2 separate regions of the Homo sapiens genome follow, and region 1 is linked to region 2. The links are chromatin contacts, found by Hi-C or POLR2A ChIA-PET in ENCODE. All regions are on one chromosome and are shown on one strand. The core of a region is the stretch at or near the end of the contact, and the rest is flanking DNA. Distances in the headings are between cores, read along the strand shown.

Region 1 (5,812 bases), core at 2,385-4,884, 1.3 Mb after region 2:
AGGAGACTCAGGCCATGCCCTGTGCTAGGGAACTTTTCAAACAGAAGAATTAACCTTTATTTGAGTAAAAAACTCTGGGTTCTCCTTTCACAACTCATTATTCAGTAAACAGACTTTTCACCAGCTTCCCCCTGCACCAGGTAGTCTAGGAGCTAGAGACGGAGCCTGGGTGACCGAGCCATGGACACTACATTGCAGGGCTGCTGCCAGACAGAAATGTGACACGAACCCAGGAGCAATTTAAAACTTTCTGGGAGACACATTTCAAAAAGTAAAAAAGAAACAGGTGAAGGTAATGTTTATAATATTTCTTACTTAACCTAATATATCCAAAATATTATTTCAACACATAAGAAGAATCATTAATAACATAGGTTATTTTATTTTGGGTGTGTGTACTGAGTCTTTGAAATTCCCTGTGTATGTGGGTGTCAATTGTACTGGCCCCATTTCAAGCACCCTGTGGCCACATGTGGCTGGTGGCTGTGGCACTGCACAGCCCAGCATTAGGGTGTGTGGGAGGATGGCGAATAGTGATCAATAATTAATATCAGGAAATTAGTCTCTCTGTTGGAAGTGAGAGTATGGGATAGAGAGAGATGATGCCACTGGACCTGGTCAGGGAGGACTCTATGAGACTGGAAAGGTGAGAAGCCCTGCCTAGACAGGAAACAGCCCCAGGCAGCGGGAAGGGCCAGTGCAAAGGCCCTGAGGCGGGGCTGGGCATGCCTGCTCCAGGAAGAGGAAGCTCCTGGAGGGAGTGTGAGCAGGGAAGGGAACGATCTGGAGTCTCATGGTAACTGTGGGTGGGGCCGGGTGGAAGGTGCAGTGAGACCCATTGGCAGGCAGTGGGGGTGTCAGGAGAGGGAGCAGCAGCCACAGGATGAATGTGGGAGCCCACGGGTGTCTCTTGCTCCTCCCCTCTGGGCGTCATGCTGCTGGCGCTGGTCCTCTGCACTGCTTGGAAAACTCACCTGAGTTTAGAACATCACTGTGAGTGAGGTAGAATTTATAGACAACAAAATGTCTAATCTGGGGGATTTCATTAACGCATATACCCGTGTTACCACTTTGTCCAGACCTGTGACATCTGCCTTGCCCCAGACGGTGTGTCCTCCTGCCTCTGCAGCTCACCCTCATGCCCATCCTGCCCTGGCAGCCCCCATCCTGCCCTATAGACTCGTTTGTCGCCTGTCCTTGAGCTTCCCAGAAATGGAGTCCTGCAGAGCAAGCCTGGGTGTGTCTTTGTCCTTTGCTCAGTGTGGCTTTCCAGTGGGCCCTGAGTTCCTTCATTGCCAGGATTGTGAGTTCTTCTCCCCAGACTGAGAGGACCTGATCAGCTGGGTGCCCTGTGGGGTGACAAAGTCCCCAGCTTGGGATGCTGCGGACCTGGGCTGGAATGTGACTCCAGGAGTGGCGAGGGTGGAAAGGAGGCTCTGAACAGACAGCTGCTCCCTTTGTTCTCTCAACCCCACCCTCCATGCCTGAAGGTGACCCTGTGGCAAATGCCCTTATGGCGAGGTGGCAGCTTTGCCAGAAACACCAGAAAACTCTGGGCCTTTGCAGGGCACCCAGAGGACTCTCCTGGGAGTGGTGGAGGTGAGGGTCAGCCAGGGTCAGCCCAGACCTGCTGTGATCCTGGGGCTCCGCCATGGCTGGGGCTGGATCAGCAGGAACCCGGCAGCGGGAACAATATTACTCATGGATGCTCATGTTCAGTGGTGGGACAGGGGACCTTGTTACCCGAGGCCCAGTGACCATCTCACCCCACTGTCAATCCAGCGTCCCTAGAAAAGCCATGCACCCCAGCAGATACAGCAGGTGGCCCAGATGGTGTTTACTGCTGGGTGAGGGAAGGAAGGTCTTCAAACAGGGTTGCGCATATGCCTCCTAGTTAGACAGGAAATGGGGAGAGATTTTCAGAGAAGGGAAAGAGAGGGCAGCCCCTGGCCAGGTGCTTGTGAGCAGAATGGTCATCTCCCAAGTGTGGGAGTTGGTTCTTCTCTGTGGCTCCCACCTTCCCTGGCCACTGGGGCTCTAGTCTCAAGAGGATGTGTTGTGCAGAGGGTAAGCTGAAATACACACAAATCCCCTGTCTTTTGTCATTAGGAAGGACGTGCAGGTCACCCAAATAGCAGGAGCATGGTGGTAGGTGGGGTGTGAGGTGGGAGCTGAAGTGCTGGCCTATTTCCCTGTATGTGATTCCACCGCCGGTGGTCATCCTCTGTCAGGACGTGCCCTGCAGGCACATGCTGCAGGGAGGGTCAGCTGGCCTGATGCAGCGACCTCTCTAACCCTTGTAGGACAGACACCAGTGTAGGGTGCTCTCAGGAGCTGCAGGAGCCGTGTTCAGTATGCTGTAATAGGAAGTGAAAGGTTACAGTAGCTGGGCAGCTGCTCCTGATATTTGGTGACCTTGAGCAAATGTTTTGCCTTCTCTGTGGTCATGTGTCTGGAGAGGTAGACTGCCTTGTAAACTGTTGTGCCTGGGCATCAGTGATGATGTTTAAACACGATTAAAAGTAACAGAGCAGCCTACAGCTTCAAAGACATGCTACAGAGACACAGAGAGAAACAATGGACCTAGGACTGAGCCTGGGGCCTCCAGCACCCATGTACTTGGAGGAGTCCAGCTGCCCAGGAGGGGGCATATTTCCCTTCTGCCAGGTGATGAAAGAGAAAGCCGTGGTCTCCCAGGCTGCCTTTTTGACTATTGATCTCATCATCTGAATTAGTAGAGTGAGAAATTAGGTAAATGGCAGAAATTCTCTATAATAAATAAGCAATAATAACAACACTAAACAATGCTATAATAAATAAATGACCAAACACATAAACAGCACCTAAAGGTGCAAGTGGTTAAATCAAGTTGGCCAAGAGTTGAGATTCTGCACTTTGGGTTTTGAGCAATTATCACTCGGTGTCTATAGAGGGAGCTTGGACTGAGCAGCCACGGGTTTTGGTAGCCTCTCAAAGGCAAAGCCCAGGAGCCTTCCTTATGGAGTGCCCGGAGTCCTCTGGGGTCAAGCCTGTCCCTTACACACAGGCTCCCTCCTTCTCCCCTCTCTCTCCCCAACGATGGAGGAAATGCAGATGCTTCTAGACCGTAGGCCAACATTGGTAATGCATTTGGCTCCAATAGAGATGAAGCCACATCATTAGGAAACTGATCCGCACTGGGAAGCCTGCTGGCAGCCTTGCAGACTGAGGCGAGAAAGGGCAGAGCCCGGTGTCTGCGGCCCATTTTGCACTTCATGGGGGGATGAGAATCCTTGGGACATTTCTGCTCAGGAGCAAATGTGTAAACGGCGCTCATCATTTTGGATTACAGGGTTAACATTTATTTTCTCAAGGAGTGCATTCACCAGAGCAGAGCCAGTGACTGAAGAACCACATCTGAGTGGAAGGGAGAGAGAGAGAGGCCTCCAGGGACACAGGCTGCTGGCTGGTGCTGCCAGGGCTCCACCTGACTCCCTGCAGAGGCCTGGCCACGAAGAAAACAGATGGCTCTGAGGGGGTTGAGCAATCCCTTTGGCATCTCTGAGTGGTCAGTTTACTTTCTAGACCCACGTTCTTGTAACATTCCCCTCTTAGTGTTTCTGCAGCCTTGAATATCAGTTCCCTTAGCAGAGTTCAGTGACCCGGGAGAGTGGTTCCTGTTCCTGCCCAGGATCCTGCTAAGCTGACTCACTGGGTGCTGGAGCTGGAGCCCCAGGCCTCCTGCTGCATCTTGTCAGAATCCTGCTAGGTTAGTTAAGCCAGCACTCTCTTCCCTTGATGTCTGCTTAGTAACTTTCCACCTGCTAACACCACCCCTCCACGCCATGTTCCTTGGCTGTAAATCCCACTTATTCTTGTTGTGTTCAGGGTTGAGCTCTGTCTCTCTCTTATTGCGACGGTGTTGACCCCCAGCGCGACGGTCTTGAATCAAGTCTCCATTACCATTTTAATAAGTGTCTACAGAATATTTTTTTTAACAGTAGAAGCCAGCCAGGCCAAAACTCTGCCCTACCAGAAAATCCTGTTGCCAAGTAAGAGTAAGGGGCTTGGAGGACTAAAAGCAAACAAAAAATGGGAAGAGTGCAGATTGAGCGGGGGTGATGGGAAAGGGATGGGTGTAGGGTAAGGTGGGGCTGTGGGGCTGTGGCATGTGTTTCCCCGAATATTTTATTATGAAAATATTTAAACATTCATCAAAGTTAGAGTAATTTTACAGCAAACACCTATCTACCCACTGCCATGATTCTGTCATTAATATTAGACTTCTTTTTTAATCTCACCTATCTACTGCTCTGTCCGTCTAAGCATCCTCAATCTGTCTTTTTAAAAATGCATTTTGTAGTAGGTTGCAGACATTAGTATACTCCACTCCTAAACACGTGTTAGTATGCGTATCATTAACTAGAGCTCATCATTTATTTATACCTTTTTCATTTGTTATAAAATGTACCTATAGTGAAATGCACGAATCTGAAGCATACATTAACTAAATTTTGACGAAGTCACCCTCTGTCAGATACAGAGCATGATCACCCCCAGAAAGTCCCCGTGTCCCCTTTTCCAGTCAATTGGGGGCCTCACTTCTGAGACAGCCACTGCACCAATGCTTCATTTACTATTGATGAGTTTTGTTTATTGCAGAAGCGCATGTCGACAAACTTTTACATCATGTAGACTTTTACGCTTGCCATTTTTCACTCAGCATGATGTTTTTGAGATGTATCCATGTTAAACAGTATATTCATACATCAGTCTTTGATTGCCACACATGAGGCTCCTGACACTCGCAGCCCTGGATTTCAGGCAGCATTTGCTGTAGTGAGGAGGCAGCTCTCGAGCACTCGGAGTTTTTGCCGCTACTTCCCCTTTCTCCTTTCTAATCTGGACCAGCTGCCCTGCCTTACCCCTACTCTCCCTGCTCCTCCTCTTTCATCTTTCTCTTTCTCCTAAGGTTACTTTCACTTTTTGCTTCAAGCAGAATCTAGAAGGGGGAAAAAGTGTCACCATCAATGGAGCAAAACCCAATTTTCTAAGACAACGAACAGATTTCTCCAACTCTACTCCATATTTGAAAATAAAAGTTCTTGTATTTTTAGAATCAAATTAGTACATGCTTATTATAAAATGAATAAGAAAATGAATAAAAGTGTAAGAAAGATAAATTACATGTGTGCATGTGAGTTTGTGTGCGCACGCTTTTGTGCGTGTGCCTGCGTGTGTACACGTGTACATGTGTGCATGTGAGTTTGTGTGCACGTGCTTCTGTGCATATGCCTGCGTGTGTACACATGTGTGCATGTGGGTTTGTGTGTGCACACTTCTTGCATGTGCATGTGTGCATTTTCACCAAACTGAGATCATGTGGTGGTTATAATTTCATGTTGCTTTTTTAAACTTCATTATGTCATGAGCATTTTTCATGTTGTTAAATCATCTTTGAAAGTTTTGTTTCATTTCCTATTCTGAGTATTCCATAGTTTAGTTTTTAATTTTTTTGCTAATGATAGACTTTTAGGCTATTTCAAATTTTTTTTTCTAGAATGACTAATACTGTGATACACACTCCTACAGAAAAAAAAAATTTTGGTGCATAGGTTGTTTTCTTCCTAGAAGTGAAACTTTTGAGTCTGGGCCTACAAAGTTATTTATCTATTTTTTTTTTTAATGAATCTCAAAAAAGACTGCCAATAGCTCTTCAGAGAGATACACCTGCCTCAGTCAGGTCCAACTAGCCACGAGGCAGTTCTAGTGGTCCAACTGCAGCATTCTGCGCTTTATCTTAGGTGTGAATGTTGGTGAGTGTAACTGTCCT
Region 2 (5,607 bases), core at 2,134-4,633:
AGTGGTGATGCACTGAGAAAACACCGCTGTCCATTGGGTCCAACACAATTCCTGTTGAATGAGGAAAGGAGAAACAGTTGGTTTGGACCCTCTGACTCCCAAATGCCATTTTTGCTAAGTATGTAAGAAGCTAGAAAGTCTTACCCAGGATTTGACATCTGAGTCAAGAGCTCAAAAGTCAATAATGTGACCTGAACCTGAACCTTCGCGAACAGCTTCCAACGCCTGGCTGAGAAGAAAGGGCTCGTGGGGTATTTGGTTGCATTTCTCTTGGCCACAAAGGATCCTGGTTGTTTCAAGTTCCTCTATTTGAAGTGCACATTTCCTGTTGTTTTAATTTGCTTGTGAGTGCACCTCCTGAGAACCTGGTCTCTGTTTCATTCACTTTCCGTGCATTCCTCTTTCTATGCTTGATGCTGCAGCTTGTATTGTTTTCCTCCCCTTCTCTCTCTTTCCTACTCCCCTCCTGGTGTTCTGAGATCATCTCCCAGGTGAATTACCTGCACTCACATCTTTGTCACAGGCCTGCTTTCGGGGCAATCCAAGCTAAGAACACACACAGACACACACACACACGTACACACACACACACACTCGCACACACGTTTTGAACAAGCTCAGGGAACAAGAGCAGATATGCAAAAAATACAATTTTCTTTATTTTTAGAGACAATTTATTACTTTCAGCCCTGATTCTCACTGGTGTCTAAAGGAAATTAAGATTAACTCAACCTTCTTACCCATGATCCTCCCAGGAGTGTGTGTTACTCTAGGAACCTTCAGCACTGTGTTTAACAACTGGTCTCTAAAGGCTCATTCTTGGGTGTCCTCGCCTTGTCCTGGAGTCCATCAGCTCAGCACACCATGTCTGGGCACATCCTACTGTTCCCATGGCATGTTGGGTGGAAGTTTACAGAAATAAGGCATATATATACTTACCTTATATATATTTACATTTATATATATAAAGTATATGTACATTTACATTTAAAATTTACACAGTTTTATCCCAACAAGCAGCAGTTCAAATATCATTCTAGATGTCATGATTTTTTTTCCCTAATTGTGTGTCTTGTTTTTTTGAGACAGGGTCTTTCCATGTTGCCTAGGCTGGTCTTGAACTGGGCTCAAGTGATTCTCCTGCCTCAGCCTCCCAAGTAACTGGGATTACAGGTGTGCACCATCATGCTTGGCTATTCCCCTAATTCTTAAATGTTGGTGGCCAGAAAAAGCACTTGGCATTTCTAAACTCCATTGTCTGAGGTCTGAAATGGGGCCCAGGAATCTGTATGTTTCAAGGGCCCAGGAATCTGTATGTTTAACAGTGCCCAGGTTAGGAAGCTCATGGGAAGAACATAATGAAGTCTAATAAAATAAATTTCTGATCAGACATGTCTTACATCCCAGCTCTCATCTTTTTTGGCGGAATGATCTTGGGGGAGGAACTTAATCACCCTACCTCTCAATTTCTTCAACACCAAAGTGGAGATCAGAGTGCCTACTTCTCAAGTTTATTCTGAGGATGTAATGAGGTTGTAACAGTGAAACACAGAATTCACATATTTGTTCAGCACAAATATGTGCTGGACACACGTCATCCAGGAGCTCTGGGACAGGCTCTGAGCAGTGCTGTGCCTTCAAGAAATAAACAAGGGAAGTGAAGTCCCTGAAGGTGTGTGCTTGACATAAAGAAAGTGCTCATGGCTTTTGGAAGAGAACTAAAACAGGCTGTTCCTGGGGACCCTGGCCTTTCAGCTCAATCCCACTTCCCAGGAAAGGCACCTGGGATTTGGATTTATTGATGCACGACCAAGCGACATGAATTAATTTGAGATCTTTTATGTAAATGGCATCATCCAGGTGCAGTTTTAGTTTAGGCTCTCTCAGCAGCACACCCTGTCCTGCCCAAGGTTCAACTGGGAGGAGGCACTCCCAGGAGAAACTGGCAAGGGATCTGGGAGCAGGACAGGGAAAGGAAGGAAGTGAAATGAGGGTATGATTTCAGGTGAAGTCTCAGCCTCTGCGTGATTCCCTAGGGAGCTCTTAACAGTAAGTTATAAGGCAGAGTTTTTGGTCAAGGGGGTGAAGGGTCTCTGTCTGTGTTTTCAAGGATGTTCCAGTGCCCATGGGCAATCTCTGAAGATTGTAAATGAACCCTCATCAGCAGAGCTTGCAGCTGCTGGGAAACAGGGGCACAGAGCTGGTTTAAAAAGGGCTCCAAAGGCCTCTGGCCAGGCACCACAACCAACTGCCCACTACAGATGTGGGCCCAGGTGTTCCGGCTCCACTCCCAGGGCTTCTGCTCCAACTCTTGCTTTGGATTCTAAGTGGATGACCCACCTTAAAGCCTTGGAGCTTTAGTGTCCCCATGATTAAAATGGGGGCTATGATGGAAACCCATACCTTGTAGTCTCATGCAAACAATAAAAAGTCTTGCAGTTTAAAAATCATGATGAATCATTGTACTACCATCCTCATTTTCCACCTATGTAAACAGATGCAGCAAGTATCACCTGCCCAAGATTGCACAGCTGTTAAATCACAGTAGCAGTCGCCTTCATCCAAGGTTTGCCGTGTGCCGGGCAGTCTTCCAAGGGCTTTACATCAGTTATCACACTTAATCCTCAAACAACATATGAATTAACATTATGGTTAGCCCTGCTGAAGGGATATTAAAAATAATAATAATAATAATAAATAACTTGCCTAAGATCCAAAACTAGTGGACACAGAGCTGGATTTTGAACCCAAGTCTGTTTCACTAAATTGGTCAGCTCCACCACATTCTCTCTAGTATTTGATTATTTAGGTGACTCTGGGATCCTTTCCTATCTACCCTGGTATCTCCAGTATCTGGCAGACTAATTAGACATTTGTACACATTTGCAAGAAGTAAATAATTTTGAAACCACCTTGAAACACTTTGGCCTATAATTGTAACTTGGACTAGAATGAGCCCAACAACAACAAATTTGTGAAAATCAGCCTTATTAACTCATTCAAGAAAAATATATTGGGCGCCCAGTACAGGCTTGGCATTGTGTTGAGTATTGCAGGAACAAGGGTGGAATCAGATCTATTTTCCCAGCCCACATGAGGCCCAAGGAGTTGAGCAGGGCTGTTCATTTAGAAGGTTCCCATGCTCCCACCATGGTGTCTGACAATGGGCCTCTGGCACGGGCCTGGCCAGTGTGTGCTGTACAGTCCTGACACTGCGCCAGAGGAGACTCGGGTCCATCTTTCCACTTTTGGCATATTGGCAATTGAACTATATTCCTTTTCTCTTCTCCTTTCCCTCTCCCCTTCTTTCCCTATGATTATCAGAGGCAAATATCTCAGAGAGTTATAATTAGAAGAAATTGAGCAGAGGGTGGGGGAAGGGGATATTGTTTCAGAAATAATTCTGAGTCACTGGATCAGGTTTCTCAATGTGGAACATGCCATGAAAATATTCTCTTACATCAAGAATTAGAATCACTTCCTGCAACTCCTATGTGTCTTTATAATTAGTAACTGTTAAGTATTTCTAGAAGAGAGGGTTTTCTTTGAATTGTTTACCTTTTTCTGCATCTGTGTTTTCTATCTGATGGGCAAAAACACGTGTTGCTTTTTAATGAAAGAAAAAGTAACGTAAACATGTTTTCTTTTGTCCTCCTCTCAGGTTTGGTGAGTAATTGTGGTGATGAATTGTTTTTCATTCTATGGCGAGGATGAAAAGGACACTTTCTTTGCTTCTTCACCTCTGCCCCACAATGGAGAGCGGCAGCGCCTCTGAAGGCAAGGGGAGTGGGGTTTCCGAATCCCCAGGAGAAAACACAGGTCTCTGCTGCGGCGGTCTGGTCCAGAGAACCTACATCCGGAGGCTTTCATTTCCTCATCTGTACCATCTCCCAAACAGACATTTCTGAGAGTGAAAAGAGGCACCATTAGAATTAGCCTGGGTTAGCCAGAAAGGAGGTGGTCTTGGGCAAAACTAGATGTGATGCGATCCCAGGGGACTCTAGGGTCTCTCCCAGCTGAGACATCCTAAATTATGAAAATGCAAGGCCCATTCTGTATCCCACAAGGGCCTGAGTAAGCTCCGTGAGCCATCATAAGCTGCCAACCTTTAGCTGCACAAGAGAAATGAACTCTGTAGGGGACATATCCAATTCCGATTTAAATTTAATCTGTGTGGTCAATTATTTGTGTAATAATGGAGGAAAATAAAGTCTATTTCACAAAAGTCAACTCTGTAATTTTAGAGCCTTTAAGACATTTGAAAATGCCTTGTGCAATTATGTGGCGCTTAATACTCAGATAATGGAACAATGAAAGATGTATGTTTGCATTTTGTAAAATTAAACTGTATGCAGTTATTTATCTTTTACCTTAATTGTTTGAGCTTGTTTCTAATGTAAACTGTTGTAATTTTAAATAAATATAATAGAAAAAACTTTCATAGGTATCAAGAATCCAGAGTAAATTTACTTTGCAAATAGGCTTTGTAGGTATGTTTTATGCTGAGGATCTTAAACTGACACTTTCATTCAAAAATATTTTGAATTACTCACTGTTTGCCTCTCTGAGGTCAGACAGATTGCAAGGAGACTAGATTTCACAATGGAGTTTGGGTGACTTCATCTTATTCCAAAGCCTGAAATATGATAAATGTATGAAATAAATATGTGAGAAGATTGAAAGTGCATTATTGATTGACTTTTTAAGTACATTGATCTTTATGCTTTTATTTTTCTGTTTTTATTCTTGGTTCCATTTTACATGCTCAATTTGTTCTCCCCTCTAGTCATATTTTTCATCTACTTAACTTTGTTAGCTTGATATATTATGGAGGTTTCAGATTTGGGGATAGATAAGGCAAATTATGGTATATGAATACCTTTGATAATATATAAAATCGTCAGTATAAGACAAATATACTATTGTTTAAATTCCAATGCTGTGAGTCGTCCTGCTGTGATATTCACAGCATGACTATAAATGTGTGTATGATAAATAAAAGAAAGAGGGAGGCCAGGCGCGGTGGCTCATGCCTGTAATCCTAACACTTTGGGAGCTAAGGCAGGCGGATCACTTGAAATCAGGAGTTCAAGACAAGCCTGGCCAACATGGTGAAACCCCGTCTCTACTAAAAATACAAAAATTAGACAGGCATGGTGGTGGCGGGCACCTGTAATCCCAGCTGCTTGGAAGGCTGAGGCATGAGAATAATTTGAACCTGGGGGGCAGAGGTTGTAGCGAGCCAAGATCACACCACTGCACTCCAGCCTGGGTAACAGAGCAAGACCCCATCTCAAAAAAAAAAAAAAATGACAGAGGATAAAACAAAAATGATTCCCCATGAATTTCAGGGCCCTGCGGGATCATGCTCAACCACATTCACCCAGTCCCCTGGGTCAGTTGGTTTGATATCACTTCAGGGTCACTGAGAGTAGGGCAGAGTCCTTAGGAGCGTGAACCTGGAATCCAGATTCAAGTCCAGCTCTGCCTTTTACTGGCTGTGGGACCTCACCCATGTCATCTGAATTCTCCATGCCTCAGTTTCCTTATCTGTAAAACAGGTCATGAAGAAGAAGGGTCATTTGTTTTTTAATGAAAATTTATGTA

The links. A loop is a pair of places that touch in the nucleus more often than their neighbours do. ChIA-PET counts read pairs that join two places held with the same protein, here RNA polymerase II (POLR2A). Pooled maps may share reads with other maps.
Region 1: a pooled map of psoas muscle shows a loop between it and region 2 (5-fold over the local background). The contact joins two enhancer-like sites. A Hi-C loop is called at or near these places in 1 of 168 maps with a recorded cell type or tissue (CD8-positive, alpha-beta T cell), 1 of 37 single-sample maps with no recorded cell type and 1 of 50 pooled maps. POLR2A ChIA-PET finds 5 or more read pairs at or near these places in 1 of 52 experiments (activated CD4-positive, alpha-beta T cell).

The regions. Positions count from the first base shown.
Region 1 is chr20:23,638,982-23,644,793 of GRCh38, forward strand. No RefSeq gene overlaps it. Among named protein-coding and RNA genes, the nearest start is that of CST3, 3.9 kb to the left of the region's middle. Within about 2 kb of position 3,635, at least 8 of the 41 ENCODE cell types and tissues checked have a DNase peak (open chromatin) inside an H3K27ac peak, as active enhancers do.
Region 2 is chr20:22,371,753-22,377,359 of GRCh38, forward strand. No RefSeq gene overlaps it. Among named protein-coding and RNA genes, the nearest start is that of LINC01427, 92 kb to the left of the region's middle. Within about 2 kb of position 3,384, at least 6 of the 41 ENCODE cell types and tissues checked have a DNase peak (open chromatin) inside an H3K27ac peak, as active enhancers do.